Linked DNA regions of Homo sapiens: regions 1 and 3 are each linked to region 2. The links are chromatin contacts, found by Hi-C or POLR2A ChIA-PET in ENCODE. All regions are on one chromosome and are shown on one strand. The core of a region is the stretch at or near the end of the contact, and the rest is flanking DNA. Distances in the headings are between cores, read along the strand shown.

What was found. Hi-C counts contacts between places; a loop is a spot of excess contacts on that map. ChIA-PET counts read pairs that join two places held with the same protein, here RNA polymerase II (POLR2A). Pooled maps may share reads with other maps.
Region 1: a loop to region 2 is called in a pooled map, with 3 times the contacts of the local background. The contact joins the enhancer-like site here to the promoter of MGST3 in region 2. A Hi-C loop is called at or near these places in 2 of 50 pooled maps.
Region 3: a pooled map shows a loop between it and region 2 (16-fold over the local background). The contact joins the promoter of RCSD1 here to the promoter of MGST3 in region 2. A Hi-C loop is called at or near these places in 1 of 37 single-sample maps with no recorded cell type and 7 of 50 pooled maps. POLR2A ChIA-PET finds 5 or more read pairs at or near these places in 1 of 52 experiments (A673).

What each region holds. Positions count from the first base shown.
Region 1 is chr1:167,108,052-167,112,714 of GRCh38, forward strand. The region is part of intron 2 of STYXL2 (serine/threonine/tyrosine interacting like 2); the gene reads left to right. Among named protein-coding and RNA genes, the nearest start is that of STYXL2, 16 kb to the left of the region's middle. Within about 2 kb of position 1,265, at least 3 of the 41 ENCODE cell types and tissues checked have a DNase peak (open chromatin) inside an H3K27ac peak, as active enhancers do.
Region 2 is chr1:165,628,722-165,632,773 of GRCh38, forward strand. It overlaps MGST3 (microsomal glutathione S-transferase 3), which reads left to right and starts at 2,513. Exons shown (of 6, transcript NM_004528.4): 1 at 2,513-2,572. RefSeq lists enhancers at 1,434-1,964, 3,018-3,187 and a silencer at 2,348-2,587.
Region 3 is chr1:167,627,712-167,632,423 of GRCh38, forward strand. RCSD1 (RCSD domain containing 1) reads left to right here and starts at 2,521. Exons shown (of 7, transcript NM_052862.4): 1 at 2,521-2,718. The coding sequence starts at 2,713. RefSeq lists enhancers at 350-409, 490-659, 670-719, 3,238-3,307 and silencers at 2,378-2,457, 2,478-2,697.

The sequences.
Region 1 (4,663 bases), core at 15-2,514, 1.5 Mb after region 2:
TGCAAGTTGAGGCTGGGGAGGAGGAAGGGCCAGAGACTACAGGCCCTTGGAAATCATCAGGTTTGATCCCCTAGGTTGTATGTGGACACCTGGCCCAGCCTTACCATGGTCCATCCATTCATCCAGACATCCAGCTCTTCATCCATCTACCCATCTGTCTGTACATCCACTCACTCAGTCATCAAACCCTGACTGATCACCCTCCATCTGCTAGAGACACAGGTAAATAAGACCACCTAATCCACCTAATCTGTACCTTTATAGAGCTCACTGCCACCCCCACTAGGTGTTTAAGTCTTTACTGTCTTCACCAAGTAATGAGATTCCAAAGATCTCTCTAGTTTTAACACCAAAAGATAATATCCCATGAACTTTACCCTTAATCCACCCCCACTCCCCAATAACGTTTGTTTGAAAATGCATCTTTTCGTCACAGAAAATGCTTGGTGCTAGAATGGAAATGAGCCAACACAACCGCTATCGTAAAACTCTATTATCTTCACCAAACAATGAGATCTCTAAAGGCCTCTCTAGTTTTAACATCCAAAATAATTTGGAAATGAATTAAATTGAGTTGATTAGAGTTATGGGGGGGAAAAATGGCAGATAGGAGGGAGGACTAACTTGCAGCTCCCACTTGGATGAACAGAACAGCATATAGAGACTCACATCATGAACCTTTGCTCCAAGAACTACCACAGGAACATACCAGGAAAACTGAAACAATTCACAGACCCTTTCAAAGAAGCAGCTTGCTTCTGCAAACATCATGAGATAGCCAAAAAACTGTGAATGCCCAAAGTGTGAGAGGGGGAAAGTCTGCCTCCAAACACACATCCTCACTGGGGAACCTGAAAATCCAGATCACAGGAGAAGGATTTAACCTTTCCTAGAGGTAAAATGAATTTAGAGAGCTGAGAAACATATAAAAGTAGAAGAAGCAGCAGGAAGAGCCCTGTAAGCACTCTCAGTCCCCAGGGAAGCCATTTCTGACTTTATCTCACAGGGGTCCTTGGGGAGGGCAGCCAGGGGTATTGGGGAAGGACCACAGGGAGAAGGAAACTTCCAGCTGAACTTTGTAATAATTTCAACCAAGTGTAAATTGTCCAGGGCAGAATGGGGATGGGGGAATGGCAAACAGGAAGTGCAAACAAGAGCACAGAAGCCACCACAGTGGGGTAGTGGCAGGGCCTGAAAGCTCTGCTTGCTTTCTCCTCAGGGAGGCTTATAGCCTGGGGCAAGATCTCATCCCTGCTTACCGGCTGCCTAAATATAAACTCAGTGCTGTTGGTGGGGCACAGTGAAAGTGAGACTGGCCTTGCTGGCTGTGTGGGAGCTGGGTGAGGCACCCACTGCCAGCTTTACCCCCACTTCCCTGGCAACCTGTATGATGCAGCAGAGGCAACCACAATCCCTCTGGGAACATAACTCCTTTGGCCTGAGAACCACACCCTCCATCCCCGACAGCAAGCCCCATCCGAGGAGAGTCTGAGCTCAGACACACCTAACCCTGCCCCCACCTTATGGTCTTTCTCTACATGCCCTGGTAGCCAAAGACAAAAGACATAATCTCTTGGAAGCTCTAAGGCCTCACCCATCACCTGAGAAACCTGAATATTTATCCAGAAGACCTTAGGACAAGTTTGTTTCCCCCCTATACTACCGCAGCTGATGCATTCCTGAAGGTGCCACCTCCTGGCTGGAGGTCAACCAGCTCAAGCCATTACAACAACTCATAAAAGAACAATGCTGCTCTAAGAAAGGAGAAAACAACAGCTAATTCTATCATCTGTAACATCCTGGCTAACCAGAGGTCCTGAGTCTGTCCACATGACAACTTCACTGCTACCATAACCAGCATTTGAGAAAACGAGTGCAGTAAACAAACCTATAACCAAGGACCCTCACAGAGTCCATTTCACTCCCCTACTACCTCCACTGGAGCAGTTACTGGTATCCATGGCTGAGAGACCTGAAGGTCGATCACATCACAGGATTCTTTGTAGACACTCCCCAGTACAAGCCTGAAGCCCTGGTGGCTCCACTGGGTGGCTGGACCCAGAAGAGCAATAATAGTCACTGCAGTCCAGCTCTCAGGAAGCCCCATCTCTAGTGGAAGGAGGAGAGCACCACATCAAGAGAACACCACATGAGACAAAAGAATCTGAACAGTAGCCCTTGAGCCCCAGATCCTTCCTCCAACATAGTCTAGCCAAATGAGAAGGAACCAGAAAAACAATTCTGGCAACATGACAAAGCAAGGTTCTTTAACACCCCCAAAAGATCACATTAGTTCACCAGCAATGAATCCAAACCAAGAAGAAATCTCTGAATTGCCAGAAAAAGAATTCAGAAGATCAATTATTAAGCAACTCAAGGAAGCACCAGAGAAAGGTGAAAATCAACTTAAAGAAATTTGAGAAATAATACAGGATATGAACAAAACAAACTCCAGAAAAATAGATAGCATCAACAACAAAAAAATCACAACTTCTGGAAATGAAAGACACACTTAGGGAAATACAAAATACACTGGAAAGTTTCAACAAAATCAAACAAGTAGAAGAAAGAACTTAAGAGCTCAAAGACAAGGTGTGAGAATTAACAATAGTAATGCCATTTTTCCACCTTGGTGATTGTGTTTTCTACCTTGGTGACAGTGTTTCCAGAAACAAAGCAAATGTCAACCTCACCGGTACCTTTAACGGAGCATAACAATCCTGACCACAACAAAGACTGACTGGCCCTTACCACATCCTTTCCCAGCCCCTTACAGTTCCAACCTTCCAGCACTTCCCCAACCCCTCTCTTGTAGAAACTTTATTATAAAAACCTCAGCTTTAAGCTATCAGGGTCTCCACCAGATTCCTGACGGAAACCCCTTGCAGGCTTATTCCTGTGAATAAACCTGTTTGGCCATTGAGATGCTTTCTCTCCATTGCTCTCTTGTTTTTATTTTCCTAACACCAGGTTTTCAAATTAACCCAATCCAACAAAGACAAAGAAAAAAAGAATTTTTGAAAGATGAACAAAGCCTCCAAGAAATTTAGAATTATGTTAAATGACCAAACCTGAGAATAATCGGTGTTCCTGAGAAAGAAGAGAAATCTAAAAGTTTGGAAAACTTTTAGATGTGGGCATGGATGTGGTGCGAAGGGAACACTTTTACACTGCTTGTGGGAATGTAAACTAGTACAACCACTATTGAAAACAGTAGGGAGATTCCTTAAAGAACTAAAAGTAGATCTACCATTTGATCCAGCAATCCCACTCCTGAGTATCTACCCAGAGGAAAAGAAGTCATTATGTGAAAAATACTTGCACGCATATGTTTATAGCAGCACAGTTCACAATTGTGAAAACATGGAACCAGCCCAAATGCCCATCAGTCAACAAGTGGATAAGGAAAATATGGTACATATATATATATATATATATATATATATATATATATATATATATACACACACACACACACAAATATATATATATACTATGGAATAATACTTAGCCATAAAACGGTCTAAAATAATGGCATTTGCAGCAACCTGGATGGAATTGGAAACCATTATTGTAAGTGAAGTAACTCAGGAATGGAAAACCAAACATTGTATGTTTTCACTTATAAGTAGGAGCTAAGGTACGAGGAGGCAAAGGCATAAGAATGATACAATGGACTTTGGGGACTTGAGGGGAAGGATGGGAGGGGGTGAGGGATAGAAAATTACACATTGGATACAGTGTACACTGCTCTGGTGATGGGTACACCAAACTCTCAGAAATCACCACTAAAGAACATGTCCATGTAACCAAACCTGTTCCCCAAAAACCTACTGAAATATAAAAAAATGAGTTGATTAGCAGAACAATTATTTTGTAGTAACCATCCACAAATTGTTGTCCAACTTCAGGAGAATGCTGTGCCCAGTGTCAGCCAGGCCATGGAGAAGGAAATAACCTTGCCAGGAGAAAGGAGTAGCCTGTGAATCTACTCAGGATATGGCCAGACCCGCCCATGCAGCCTCTAGTGAACAAAGCTCACCCTTAATCCACCCCACTCCGCAGTCATACATATTTGAAAATGCATTTTTGGTCACAGGAGTACTTGGTGCTAGAATAGGAATGAGCCAGCACAACTGCTATCAGAAAACTCTCAGATACTATGGATGATGATGCCACATCATGCTGTCCCTGAGGTTGCCTAGGCAGGTCTGGCCATGTCCTGGGTAGAGTCCCAGGCTACTTCTTTCTCCTGGCAAGAGCACTGGGCTTGCTGACACTGAGCACACCATTCTCCCTAGGGTGGACTCTGATGTTGTGGATGCACGAGAGAATTGTTCTACTAATCAATTCAACTTAATTCAATCTCAACTTGTCTCAGCTCAAGTTAGCTTTGTTCAGCTCATCGGGATTCTGCTCAACTCAACTTTACTCAGCATAATTCATCTGATGCATGCATCTAGGCTTCCCATAAAGCATTTCTTAAGTACTTACCTGTCAAAGTCTGCATTGAGTCTGGGAATCCAGCTGGGGTTGCTTCCACCAACCAATCCACCTCCCTGTTCTAATCTAAATGGTATCTGTGTATTGTGGAGAGAACACTGGACCTACAGCAGGACTGCCCTATGTTCTCAACTTAGCCCTGCCATTTACTTACTGCCTT
Region 2 (4,052 bases), core at 1,263-3,762:
CTCTACTGCTTAGATAAAACAGAATACCTGAAGTCACCAGTTACAGAGAACAGGAATTTTCATAAACTCATACCATAAAACAAAGGAAAATTTGTTTTTCTTCTCCCTATGTGGAGGGAGTGCTGGGAGAGTCTCCAGAGCACATTCCTTTGTGTCCTGGCTCCTTAGATAGTATTATCAAGACTTTCCCTGGGTCTGGGCTGTGCCCATTGCTGCCTCTGGAACAAGTCAGCCTAATACAGGAAAACTTACTTCTCTTTTTAATTTTTTCTTTAACTTCCCACCTCAATAGGACTTGCAAAATATATTATCCTGAGACAAAAGGGCAGGACTTTTGTGTAGCACTTTGTCCTCACTTCACTTGAACTTCACAATAACTTTGTGAGAAAGGTCTTATTCCCCTTTAGAGAGATGGAAGAAAATGATATCCAATATCCAGTGTGGGAGAGGACTGTAACTCTCTTCCTGGAGTGCATCTTATTGACAGAGATCAAAACCTAGAAATTCCTCTGCAAAGGAATTCAGTGAAAAAAAGAAATCATAAGCACGTACACAGATTTATCTACAAGATTGTACACTGCAATAGGAAAGAAGTGAAAGCAAGCTAACTCCAGCAAGAGGATTGGTACATCCATGCTATGAAAAGACATGCACTGATTGCCAAATAATGTTGCAGCATGAACCGTTCAAGAAATGAAAAGCGTCCTACATGAAAAAAATACACTGAGTGCATGACAGGAGTTTTCTAGTCCACAACATACTTAGGTTCCCAGTTGCAAATCAATAAAGTGACACTCTGGTTTATGTATCAAAAGAAAAGAAAAAGAAATGAAAAGCAAAAAAAGGGTTTACATTTTATGAAGTGAACAGAGCAGACCACAAAACAGAATATACAGTATGATTCTATTGTGTGTGTATGTAATTTTTTTGTGGGCTTTTCTGTATCTCCGAAAATTCTAATATAAAGGAATACTGCTTTTGTAATAAGATTTTTAAAAGAAGGTCCTCAGTGGTTAAGTACTTGTCTGTGGTCAGAGATAACTGGCAAAGAAGAGGCCAAATTTTTTTTGAGACTGCAGTCTCCGGTGTAAAATGAGGGTGCAAGGTGCATCCCCGCTCCTGATTTTTGAATCATCCCTTCCACCACCTTGGAATGACTTCTTACGTAGAACAGCCAGCAAGTGGAGAAACTTGCCTCAATAATGCAAAACTGTCTCCCTAACTTACTTCCTTTCAATGTTCAAGCAAAACAAAGCCCTCTCTACATCCAACATGACAGAAACCCAACATGACAGAAAGTATGAGAATGGTTGGAAATTGCTGAAACAGCAACAGTAAAGATTTAATGAGCTCTCAAAGTACCTCTAGATGTGCAAATATGACAACCCAATAAAAAGAAACACACACATAACCTAGAGCCTTCAAAAATCTAGATTTCTGCCTTTCCACACCTTAACTTGGAATCATTCAGGTGGGTTCCTAAGCATTCTCTCGGAGGTGAGGAATCCTCCAAAGAGGAGACTCTAGGAGGGGCCCAGGTGTGGCAATCTTCAAAAGGATGAGGGATGTCCAGAGGAGAGGTGGCGGGAGGGTGCACTTAAAACACGCGAAAATTGGAAACGTGCCTTCTGCAGTCAGTTCCTTCGGATTTTCCGGCATTTAGAAGCCAGTTCTACTCCTTCAGCCCGACCGTATCTGCAGGTCTCACCCAAGACCAAGACCCCCGCCCCCACCCCTCCTCCACCCGGCCTCGAGCCCCGCCCCGGACGCTGGACCCGAGCGTAACGGGAGCAGGTGTTCACATCAAAGGTCTGGGTCGCGAAGGCAGAGACTCCATGTGCCGCAAAAAAAACTCCACGGACAATTGGGAGACTCCTTTCAAAAAAACAAAACTCCGGAGCCACGCGACTCCGCGCTCAGGGGGCGTGGGTACGGCCCACCACGAGGGCAGGGCTCGGCGCCAGCTCTCGGCAAAACTAACAATATTTGTTAGGCCCTAAACAAAAAGGCCCTAACAGCGATAAATCCATTCACTTCGGGAGTGTAGCAACCTGGGACACCAAGCGCCGCCCACGCCCCAGCTACGCGCCTCAGGGACACATCGATTGAGGCGCGGCTACTTTCGCGCACGCGCCTTGCATGCCCGTGCTTCGCCCTTACAGCAGAGCGCCTAAAACCGCTACGGTGGCTCTGCTGGGGACAAATTATTCACGTCCCACTGTTCTGCAAACCCAATCCGGGAGGTATGACCTGGCTGGGACAGTTTAGGAAGATGGCCACGAAGGCACCTGGGGGAGTAGATATATGTTTTTGAGAATGAGAGGAGTAAATCGCTGGACGACCATGAGCAGGAAGAAAATTAGGCCTCCACCTCCCAACCAGTGGCCCTGAGTTGGCAACTTAGACAGCGCGCGCCAGCGCCAGGAGCCCCGCCTTGGGGGCGTGGCCGCGCGCTGGTCGGCTGGGGCGGGGCCTGCTTCTGGCCTCATCTAGCCCCGCCCCAGGCGAGGGCGCCGCACCCACACCGCGCTGCGCAGTTTTGTTCTGCTCCAGCTGTTCGAAGGTGATCCAGGTGAGTGCTAGCACCTGCGGGCAGCCACGAGCACCGGGCCGCCGGGGGCACTTCAGCCTTTGCGCAGGGCACTCCCATATTTCAGCCTATGCGAGCTGAATAGAGACCCGCTGTCTCTAACCTCCCCCCACCCTTATCAGTAAATTAGCGATCTGAATTTCCACCCTCTCTGCTCTCCCCTTGCCTTGCATCTTTTCCCTGGTGGAGTGGGTTGGGAGCGTCTAAGCGAGGCCCGACCTATTTATGTGTAACTCAGGAAAATTCTCAAGGTCAACCCTTCCTCCATTCCTTCCTTTCCTCTCCTGCTGTCCCCGGGCTCTGCAGTCTGGGGGCACCTTTCTGCCTTCCGGAGACCACCCGACCTTGCCCTCTGCTGTTCCGGCGCAGAGGATGGCGAGCCGGACACTGCCGGGGGAGTGGTTGTGCAGGCCTGATCAGTAACACTGGTTTCAGAAGTGGCCTGTGAGCAATGCACCCGCTGCGGTGGGGATGTGTTGCTAGGGACGGTCGGGAGAGCCTCTGAAGGAATTGTGTTTGTTTTCCTCCTGCCTCTTAGAATCGTTTGTCCATTTGTACTGGGAAGGTGGTCATTTCCTACCGCTGACTTAGAGCAAGAGACGCCTCTAGGCGGGTGGGGGACTCTTCAGGTTCTTCCTTGGATTTCAGAAAATGCCCCTTCTTTATGTGGGGTGGCAGCACGGAGCCGTAGGGCTACAGTAGTGGGGCAGTTGCAGGGCGGTGGAAGGCGCTGGAGACTCCTTAGTGAGTCATTCCCCGAAGTTGTGGCTTCTGCTGATACTTTCCTTGAGAGTCACGAGTTTACAAGCTACATAATAGCGTCGGGGGCAAGTAAGTGTGGAAGACGAGGTAAAGGAAAAGCAGATACTAGGATGGGTAGAAGGAGAGGCAGGGGTTAGAACTTTAATTCCTTCCCTGGGGACAGGAGATGCCCTGGAGGGGAAGGCGCTTCCGGCTCTGCAGGTATGTGCTGTTGGGCCTAGGTGTGGTCCTGCGGAATTGCTGCAGATTTTAGATTGCTGGTGGGTAGGAGCTGCAGCGCTTCTCTTGGGAAATCTGTAGATCACCTGGAGCCAGCAGTTCTGGGAGGCACCCCAGGTTATTGGTCAGAGTTACAGGCTATATTTTATTTCAGTGAATTCAGAGAGCACATTGAGTCAGATCAAGAATGTTTATTCTCATAGGAGATGAATTTAAGGAGTTAAAACTAACATATAAAATAGAAACAAATACTTTCATCCCTGGGAAGACTTTCCGTTAAGCTTCCCTCCTGACACAATGTTACGGAAATAGAAAACTTTGTCAAGTGATTTTTTTTAACCAATGTTACTATATATAAATCTGCAGGGAGACTGTCGCCAACTATAGAAACTGCGCTACAGGGGCCTCCTTAGATTAAGGAACAAAACTGGAGAAGGGCAGCCTTCCGCTTTATTTAGATTTCTTCCTGTTGGCTTAGAGT
Region 3 (4,712 bases), core at 1,271-3,770, 2.0 Mb after region 2:
GGCTATCAGGATATATGAAGGGGAAGGCCCAGGGTAGACTGAAGGAAGTGGTTCCGTGTTAGCCAGCCAGACCTCCAGAGAGAGAGGGGAACCAACTCCTCGGAAAGTCACTTTCCCTTCCCCTTGGGCTGTTGTTTCCTCCCAGCCCCCAGAGCAGCCAGTTACAATCCCAGATAACCCAGCAAACCTGGGTGTTTATCAGCAGAGTTACTGCTATTCTGGCTCCTGGAGATCTTCTGTAGGGACAGAAGAAGAAGATAAGGGGAGTACACACACCACACCTACTCATGGCTGCCTAAACACAGCTCGGGGCTACCTCTTGGTCCCTCCCTCCCCGTTTTCCACCCCCTCCCTCAGGAGAAGTCCCAGTCTGGGGCCCAAATAGCTCTGGAGCAGCATTAAACTCTGCACTGGGGACCCAGGAGCATGGTGGAGGCCAAGCTTGTTTGCTTTGTGGTCATCTGTTCTCAGCCAAGAGAGGCCTAAGCAGGGCGTGGGGAGCAGCTGCAAGTCACCTTGGGTGACTGATGTTATCTAGGCCTAACGGTTTCCTCTGGGTAAGCACTTCCGCCCTCCTGTTTGTGAAGCCAGAAACCTGTGCTGGGGCAGCCCCATTCTGAGCACAAAGGAGGACTAGGTAGAGGGAGAAAGGAAAAGGCCCTGTGGAGCAGAGTTAGAAGACCTGATAGTAGACTATGCAGTCATCACTACGTCCTGCACCTTTAAAAAGAAAGGAAAGAAGCACGAGCAAAAGTGTGCCTTGCAGGTTACCAGTAAATACCCTTCCTTACTGCCGACTCTGCTCTCGAGTCTTCACCTGAGCAGCCATGTGGCTGGACTGGGAGGGGCCTCACTATTAATTCCTGGGAGTGAGGGCTCTTTTCACTGGGTCCCCGAGTGCCTGTCTCTAAATAAAAGAAATATCAGGCTCTTATTCATCTGAAGCTTGTACATGGGGCTAAGCATGATAAAAACAGCCACTTTTTGCAGAGTGCCTACTACATTGTATAGGTGAGGAAAATGAGAATCAGAGCAGTTAAGTGACTTGTCTAAAAAATACAACTAGAAAGTAGCAGAGCTGGAATTCAGCCCTCAATCTGTCTGTTCCTAAAACCAGGCGTCTTCCTCTATGCTTAGCTAAGCTAAAGAACTAGAAGCCACTCTGGCATTAGGGCTGCCAGTGTTTTAGAAAGTTGGGCCTTAGAAAGTTCTAGGACAGGAAGGAGGCCATATTTCTAAGACTGGTACCCAAAGCAGCAATCTAAGTGCCTGAAAGTGCAAAGATGGTGCCGGGATAACCAGAATCAGGGTAGTCTTTGTAGCAGGAGCAGACTCTCAGCCTTTTTTCTCTACTGTTTCTCCACATGTCTCTTCACAGTGCTCACCATCACCTGTCCCATTGCCCACCTCTGATGGGGCTCCCCTCCCCTGGTTGAGCTGGGGTTGGGCGGGTGAGAATGCTGTGGGATAACCCAGAGGCGTCATATACCCAGCCAATACCCTGGCACTCACAGGTCTCTCAAGGCATTTTCCTGTTTCTCTCTGCCGAAGGGTCTGAAGGGGGCCGGGATCCGGGTAGCAGGGAGTGACCCTGGTGCAGATTCCAGTCCCCGAATCCCTCCCATGCGGTCTCTGCTGCCCAGCCGGGATGGCCCTAAAGGAAGGTTGCTATGCTGGGCCCTATGGGAATCAGATGTTGAGCATCTTGCCCTTTGCTATATTTAACAGGAATGGAGACGAGGCCCTTTAGCAAGCAGCTTGTGGGAGCCAAAATTCCCACAAAACCGAATGCATCAGTCAAAGCAAGGTTTGAAGAAAAGATTTACCACTTCAGGGAGCTTGGAAAACTTTGCGTGGATTCCTGATTTTCCTCCTCCTCCTCCTCCTTCTACTCGTATACAGAAGATAGATGGATAGATGGATAGATAGTGGTTTCCTGGAAGGTGGAGAGGAAAAGAGGTGAGAAGGGAAAGGTGGTCCCGTCGGCGCCACGCTGAGCTCTGAAGCCTCGGTCAGAAGGGCTCCTCTTTTGGTAGAACACAAACGCCTTCCACCAGGGAGGGTCCTCGAACTCCACCCAAGAACTGCAGGGAAACCAGGTATGACAGTAATGCAATTTTAAAAAGAGGGAGAGGAAGAAGGAAAGCAGGAAGGATGGACACAAAAGAAGGAAATCGAAAAGAGAGGAAACAAAAAGAATTAAAGGACCACTCTAATTCTTGAAGGGACAGGAAAAAGAAAGAAGGCGCATTAAGGGAGGGAGACGTTGAGAAGGACTGAGACCGTGGCAAAGCCCAGGGTCCTGAGAAACTTCGCGAGACAGAGGGGCCCGGTGGCTGCCCATCCCCATGTTTGGGCACATGGAGTCGTGGCTCCCGCTCTTGAGTCCTGCCCTGGGAGGGACAGTATCTGTTTAGATTTGCGTCTAAATTTAAACCCTGATCGTCGGCCTCCCTCCCCGCTCCCCACCCTCCCCTCCCCTCCCCTTCCTCCCTCCCTCCCTCCTCCTCCTTCCTCGTTCTCTCGCGCAGGGCCCCCGCGGCCGGGGCAGTCCCGCAGCCGAGCGCAGCCGGGCGCGCGCCACCGCCCACTCGCCCTGTGCCCGCCGCAGCCCGAAACTGGCCACGGCCGGGAGCGGAGGGGACAGCGGGGATCGTGAGCTCCGGCCCGGGCGAGCGGGTGCGTCTGCCGCAGAGTCGGCACCTGAAGGACATGGAGGTAAAGGACCCCGGAGGGAGACGCGGGGCTGAGCGGTGAGCGGTGTATCGGGCGCCCCTTCCCCGGGCGGCTGCCCCTGCCCTGAGCATGGAGCACGCGGCTCATCGCTGCTGCCAACTAGAAGGGCAAATGCCTGCTGTTCCGACGCCTCCTTGACCAACTCCGAAGGATCGTCCCTGGTCCCACCTAGGACACCCGGGTTGGGAGGCTGGGGTTGGTAAGGAAAGATCTCAGAGGGAGAGAAAAGGGCTTTCCTAGAGGCCCGGGTATTTTGGCTAGGAACTTAAATGCTAAAAAAAAAAAAAAAAAAAAAAAAAAAAAAAAGTTAGGTGCAGCCAAGGTTTGTAAATGGGTAAACGTGTCAGCAAAAACTGCAAGAAGGCAGAAGCCCTTCAATCTGAAGAGATGGGTATTGAAAGAGAAACAGAACTGGCAACACGAGGCCAGCACGTCTTCGTGGGTCTGTGGGCTTCCCTTTTCGCTTTCGGAGTGGCATTTTAGAGAGTCCAGTTGTCTTCTTGCTTCTGAAGTCCTTCCTGTGTCTGTCGCATCTTCTTCCATAACTTTCTGAAAGCTCCCCTTACTGGTCAGTCGAATGACATTATTTCTGATAAAACTTAAGACTCCCTTGGACACCCTTGCCTCTGAAGCTGTGTGTATGGAGGTATGCTGGCCACATCTGCAGGCTTTGCCAGAGGGAGGCCCCGCACTTCTCTGCCTGCTGAGAGGAGGTCCGGGGACTTTCCTTGTTCTGTTCCAACCTCAGCAGAGGAGTGGTTGGGTGTATTCCCCACATCCCTCTCTTCTGCACATCTTGAGGCTTCCCTGTGTTTCCTCCTTGAAAATGAGACCTGATATGTAGCCCTAAGTCAATCTTAGTAGGACCTGGGGCTTTTGAGAAGATGCAAATGTTATATAGTTTTAAAGGTGATTCCCACTCATATTCAAAAGGAAACATGTGTTGCTCACTAGACTGTGGTCAGTGCAATCAGGATTCACAGTTAACTCCGCTATCTCTTCCCCGCTCCAGGCTCTGTGCCTGGGCCCTGGTGGTCTTTTTATTTTTTTCTTTTGAGACAGGGTCTCATTCTGTTACCCAGGCTGGAGTGCAGTGGCACAATCTCAGCTCACTGCAACCTCTGCCTCCCAGGCTCAAAGGATCCTCCCACCTCAGCCTCCCAAGTGGCTGGGACTACCAGTGTGTACCACCATGCCTGGCTAGTTTTAAAATTTTTTGTAGAGACAAGTTCTCACTATATTACCCATGCTGGTCTTGAACTCCTGGGCTCAAGTGATCCTCTAAGCCTTGGCCTCCCAAAGTGCTGGATTTGCAGGCATGAGCCACACCACTCCTGGCCCTGGTTGTGTTTTCTAAGCTAGACTCTGTGCTTGCCGGCAAAGCTTCATGACTTCTCTAAAGGGGCAATAAGTTTGTCCTTTAGAGAAGTCAGGGAGCTATATTCAGGCATCCAGCCCAGCCAGTTGTCTTCAAGGAACAGGGAATCACCTTCAAGGAGACTTTATAGACTGCAAGAACCACTGGAGTCTAATATGGACCCTCCACAGAAACATTTGCAAGGCCAGGAAGCTCTGGCAGATTAGGGCTGGCGGTGAGGCACGCACACAGCGAAGCTCAGCAGGTGGTGTGCACACATCCACCCAAAGATCACACAAACACAAAACAACAGGGTTCTCTCTGAGCTGGCCACTGCTTCAGGGCAGAGGAGGGAAATGGCCCAGGCAACACCCAGCTTCTTGGGTTGGGTGAAGTCTCCTTAAGAAATTGTTTTAGAAGTGGCTTCCCTCTTCTGGAAGTGTACAAACTGCCTTAGGCCCCAGGCTGCAGATTCACTATGATGTATGGCCTGTCTAACCTCTTGAAGAAAAGGATTGGAGATAAGAGAAAAGCAACTCTTAGACTTCAAGCAGGTTGCTGCTGGAGGGCCAAATGCAAGTGTCAACTTTGTTCTAGGAAAACAAGGAGGGTCTCCTTC